2 separate regions of the Homo sapiens genome follow, and region 2 is linked to region 1. The links are chromatin loops, found by intact Hi-C in ENCODE. Cell type or tissue: endothelial cell of umbilical vein. All regions are shown on one strand. Links, peaks and the distances in the headings refer to the core of each region. The heading gives the core; the rest is flanking DNA.

What was found. Hi-C counts contacts between places; a loop is a spot of excess contacts. Peaks named below come from ENCODE experiments on the same cell type or tissue, not always from the same donor. Only the 100,000 strongest peaks of a DNase experiment are listed, where the experiment ranks them.
Region 2: a loop joins it to region 1, with 2.6 times the contacts of the local background. A loop is called at or near these places in 3 of 110 quality-filtered maps.

Annotation. Positions count from the first base shown.
Region 1 is chr6:84,896,910-84,899,840 of GRCh38, reverse strand. No RefSeq gene overlaps it. Among named protein-coding and RNA genes, the nearest start is that of TBX18, 130 kb to the right of the region's middle. In endothelial cell of umbilical vein, for the core only: no CTCF peak of the experiment used is centred there; a DNase peak (open chromatin) is centred at 1,780; H3K27ac peaks cover 1,601 bases.
Region 2 is chr6:84,421,250-84,424,180 of GRCh38, reverse strand. All of the region lies in intron 4 of LINC01611 (long intergenic non-protein coding RNA 1611), which reads left to right. The region is part of intron 1 of LOC107986620 (a long non-coding RNA gene); the gene reads right to left. Among named protein-coding and RNA genes, the nearest start is that of LINC01611, 52 kb to the left of the region's middle. In endothelial cell of umbilical vein, for the core only: a CTCF peak has its summit at 1,630; a DNase peak (open chromatin) is centred at 1,550.

The sequences.
Region 1 (2,931 bases), core at 224-2,723:
TTTTTTTGAGACGGAGTGTCCTCTGTCGGCCAGGCTGGAGTGCAGTAGTGCAATCTCGGCTCACTGCAAGCTCCGCCTCCCGGGTTCACACCATTCTCCTGCCTCAGCCTCCTGAGTAGCTGGGACTACAGGCACCCGCCACCATGCCCGGCTAATTTTTTGGATTTTCAGTAGAGACGGGGTTTCACCGTGTTAGCCAGGATGGTCTCCATCTCCTGACCTGGTGATCCGCCTGCCTCCGCCTCCTAAAGTGCTGTGACTACTGCACTTTCATCAGAATGGCTAAACTAAGAAGACTGACCATGTTAAGTGCTGATAGGGTTGTGGAGGAACTGGAATTCTCATACACTGCTGCTGAGAATGCAAAATGGCACAATCATATTGGAAAATAGTTTGTCAGTTTCCTAAAAAATTAAATATATACCTATCACAGGAGCCAACCATTCTATTCCAGATATTTATCCAAGAGAAATGAAAGCAAATGTTCATGCAAAGACTTACACACAAATGTTCACAATAGCCTTATTTGTAATAGTCAAAACTGGTGCAACCCTAATGTCCATCAACAGACGAATGGAGTTAATGGATAAACAAATTGGCATGCAATAAATTACTATTTAATAATAAAAAGAAATGAACTACAGATAAATACAACATAGATGAATTTCAAAATAATTATGCAAAACAAAAAAATCCAGACTGAAAAAAGAGTATATACAGTTTTGTTTCATTTATTTAAAATTCTAGAAAATGTGAACTAATATATAGTGACAGAAATCCAATCAGCAGTTGCCTGGTGGAGGGAAGATGGGTGGGAAGAAGGAAATGTACTGGAGCAAGAGATCACTACTGGGAATGATGGATATGTTCACTATCTTGACGGTGGTGATAGTTCTATTAGCATATGCAAATGCTCAAACTTGTTAAATTGTACAGTTTATCATACATTGATTATACAGCAATAAAGTTCTTAAAAATGGGATCAATTGAGCAATGGTGGATAAAAGTGTATTTATGTTTAATTACACACAGAATAAGTGAATAAGTTCTGGTTATCATAAATATAACTTTAGAATGCTAAAATCCCTTTTACCCACATATTCAGCTTCTTATTACCTACCCATCAAAGAAAAACATGTGCACATGTGAATGAGATCATTTTCCCCATACTTTTATTTATAGTTGTATATTTAAAAAAATATATGGACCAGAAGGATAAATGACCTTCACGGTCATAGCTACTTTCTACTTGAACTAAGACTGGGACTCTGCTTGTCCTGAGCCCATGTTCCAGGAGGCTTTCCACACATAGTTCTGCTATCTCATATCGTAATTCTGAATTGGAATGTTGAAGAAGCCAAGGATCTGAGTAACGCAATTTAAATAATTTCCCATTAAATAAGTTGAAATTTTTTCAAAAATCTGTAGCTGTTGCAAGTCCTGCAACATCTGGGGAACTGACTTCTACAGAACAGTTTGTTCCCTAATGCTGATGAATAAATGGGACATCATTGCTCAACAGTTTATTTACAAATGAATCTATAGAAGCATAAAATTGAGAACTGTTCTCGATTAGTTATTTTTTCATGTTTACTCAGTCAAATATTAAATCTTCCAAAATATGAATCTCCTTTGGGAACAAATCTTCTGGTTTTGATAGTTTCCACTGTTGGAAAGTTTTTATTGATATTTGACCTATGCTTCTTCCTTTCCTTACTTTTATTCTACTTATCCTGTTTAGATCAAACCCCATCATTTCCTCCAAGTGCTTATGCATTTCAGCTATGCTATGACTCATCCTAGTCAACATTTAGTCAGGATCTCCACAGACAATACCTTAGCATTTTTATGGACCTTATTGTCTTTGCTGGAATAAATCTATCATAATGAGATACAATATCCCGGCCATAATTTCACTATACTTATCGAGAGAGGGGCAAACTAATTGTCCTTGTATCCCCCATGTTATTAAATGTAATATGTGAAGTCGAAATTCAAAAAATTTAAAAAACAAAAAGCAAAAACCCTTGGGTTTTTCCTTTCATGTTACATAGTACACTTCTGTCAATGTTTAGCACAGTAATTTCTCTGGTTTTTTTTTTTTTAATGCTTACTAGGAACTCACTATTGATAGATTTTATTTTTCAGATCACATTTAACTAAATAGGTAAGTTGCTGTATCTGTCAGTATTTACTATTTGTTACATTTAACGTCTTTTTTTACTCTTAATTTCCTCATCTGTTAATCGGAAAGAATTCCTAACTTGTAGAGATGTTGTTCACACAGTACAAGAGAGCAATACACCAAAGACTAGCACAATTTTCACATGAAGCAGGTGCTTAATAATCATTACTTCTCCCTGCCATCTTGCCATTTTTTCTCCCTACCAGAGCCTTTTACCATCTTAAATACTCCATGTGCCATCTAGGCTATGCCTCTGTTCTCTATGGCTGGTTGCTGATTGACACTATGGCTTTTTCATTAGCCTCTTCCCTTGATCAGGTCATCACTTCCTTTTGTTTACAGACCTACAGCCTTGTTTTTCAACCAAGTGCAGTTTCTCTGATCCAAACAGATTTAAATTCATCTGTCAGTAAAATCTCGGGAGACTATACCATGTCCTTTACTAAAATTCCAGTATAACATCTGCTGAATCTTAGAGTTCAAGCCAAAAGAAGTTATGAAGTTTGTATGGTTTAAGTTGTTCTTTGTAAACTCTGGCTGTATACTGCTAATGATTTGTGTTTTTAATTGATGTCTAATTTATTATTATACAATTCACTTCTTCTAGAACATAGACAGAAGTCTATTTTAACATAACATGGCCTTTTTCTAATTATAAAAGTAGTACTAGCTCATTATAGAAACTGAAAAATCAAGAGAAGTATAAAGAAAAAAGAAAAAAATGCCTGCAATCACATTGCAGAGAT
Region 2 (2,931 bases), core at 190-2,689, 480 kb after region 1:
ATTTATTAATTTATGGAGTACATGTGATATTTGATACAAGGATACAATGTGAAATGATCAAATCTGGGTAACTGGGATATCTGCCACCTCAAACATTTATTCTTTCTTCATGAAGAGTAACGCTTTCTTAGGGTCAGGGGCATCAAAGTTTTTCCCAATATAGCTCTTGGTTTCCTTTTTAAACCCAAATATTTGTGTAGAAAAAATATAAAATGTCAACGTTTAAATAGTAAATTAGATTGACTCTTTCAGATTTGTTGAGTATATAAATCTGACATTAATGAGATATTAATGAATAGTTCTGGAAATTTGGCATCTCAAAATTAATCCAAGTAGATACAGTATCTGTTTATTCTAACTGGGATTTTAAAATCCTGACACTCTCCAACCCTCCCCCCACCCCCCCGACAAAAAAATGCTTGTCTATATAATCAATTTTATATTATGTAGGAGTATATTTATCTACGGTTTCTTTTTAAAAAACTTTTTAAAGTTAAGATTAAATTTTTTTACATTAAAATAAAACTTTCTTTAAAGATTTAAAGACAGTTGCTTGACAAAAATTTATGTACATATATCTCCTGGGCAATTTTATTTATAAGGACTTATTAGACAATTGTTTAGAAAAATTAAAAATAGTCTGTTCAATGAGTAATACGCAAAATTTTTTTAAATGATGATAGAGCCATGAATAATGAGATTTTCTAAGAGTATTTAATAATTTGGGAAAGTGCTCATGATATGATATTAAGTAAAATGAATAAGATAAAAAATGGTAGATATGGTTCATATGGGAGGATATTTTCTTCTTGGTAATGGAAGATGCTGATGGTTGACCAGACCACTGTCTTTAAGGCTCCATTTTAAAATGAATCATATGTATTTTTGTAGCTGTGAACCTTATCCTCTATGCTTCTTTCCCTTTGAAAATCGAGCACTCTCTTTTTTCCCTTTACACAGAGCAATATATCTGCCCAGTAAAACAATAAAAATGATGGAAATTATTTGGGTAATGGAGATTAATTTGCAGTTTATTCAAAGATTTTGCATCTTTCTTTAATGCTTTCAACAGGGCATAGTCCAGGGTGCTAAACTAAAACAAAGGTGCTAGCTTGAAATCTTCATTTATTTAAAATCTATTCACCTTCCTTCTTTTATCATGAAAAAATACAGTAACTCTGACTTCATTAATAACTAAATTACCTTGAATCTTTGGATTTTAAAATTGTATTATATGGCATAATTTATTAAAAGGTTAAAAGTGGATTTCTAGGAGTTTAGATATGAGCGGTTTTTTTAACCTAAAATATTTTCAGGAAAAAAAGTAATTCAAACTTTGAAATTATATGATAGTGCTATTATTCTTTTTATCCCAAACCTTCATTTCTATCAGCTGTATAAACATACTTGAGAGAGCTAAGTATACAAATGTCCAACCAATTTCTAATTACTTAGTTATTTTCATCATTGCTGACGGTCAGTGGGTTTTCAATGTAAATATTTTACATGTACAATGAGAAAGAGACACAAGAACGAAAGCTTGAGAGGGTTCATTCTCTGCTGCTTGCAATAGCGCGTGGAGGACGAGGGCGGGCAAATCTGGGCCTTAGAGCGCCACCCCATGGTAGACTGGGCGAAGGGCACTGCAGGGGTGTGCTCGGCCCTTTGGCCCAATATTCTCCGCTTTGTCCGCCTGAAGAGCTTCCTTCACTCGGCTTATTTAAAACATCAACAACTCTAAATAACTTACCTTCTCTGCACCAGTGGTTGAGTAATTGCTGAATTTAGGAATCCCTTTGAGTATTTCGTACTCTGACTTTTAGAAAAGGCTTCCCCACGCCTGCCTCCGCCCAACCCCAGGATAAAACACAAAATGTGTGGGGATCTGAGTAAATAAATAATCTCACAACAAGGAAAGTCTGTGAGCTTGTGAGCCTGGGCTACAAAATTCCCTCTCACAAAAAGTCTGGTTTAATTATCAGCTTCAACATCTACCATCAGCATTCATACTGTCTCTACGTTGTTACTTTGCAAAAGATCATAAGATTGGCTAAAATTGCCAAAACCAGTAAACAAGAATAAATGCAATTAAACTTTCTGGGGTGTTAAACCAGAATTTGCACGTGTGGGTCGTTATCAGCTTAGAAAATTAGAAAATAAGGAACAGTACAGAACAGGATTAGAAAATTAGGAACAAAAGCAAGGCACTGTGAAATGGCAATTAAATTCTTGCTTGACTTAAATACCTTTCTTTTATAACAGCTATACATCCCTTCCATTTTTATCCCAGTGATTTCTTTTATCTAAAGTAAAAAGAACATTACCTTTCTTGAGTTCATTCCAAAATTGTTTTTTAGGGTAACATGGAATAATACAATTGAAAATTCTGTGTGTCAGTTTCATACCACATTAGCGGAATAGAAATGTGTTAATAATGTTAACTCTTAAGGCTATTTGTTTGCATCAACTTTTAAAAATGTTTAAATTGTTGTTACCTGTTTCAATATTAGTAAGTTCTCAAGACTCCCACACACAATGGAAAAAAATTCATTTACAAATGTAACAAGCCCCAGTAGAGGCATTTCTTCAGGCAATTCCCAAGGAAAAGAATTGGGACAAGGAGTCAGATGCAGGGGCCCCATCTAGCATTTCCAGATCTACACACCCCCTTTCTGTCAAAAATCTTCCAGGTGACTTCACAAATGGCTTTTACAGGTATAATTGGGGTGAAAACCAGCAACATTAGGTGAGGAGATATAAATTCCGTAAAGAAAATAAAAAGTCAAACAGTGGAAAACTTCCCAGGAAAGCACTTGGAAAAGTGGATAGGAAGAGTAGTTACATGGCAGTTTTCTGCCCGTCCCACCCTCCCTTCTAACGACTTCTTTTATGTCAACAGAACTGCCACTTTACTTATCTCAGGATTTCTCT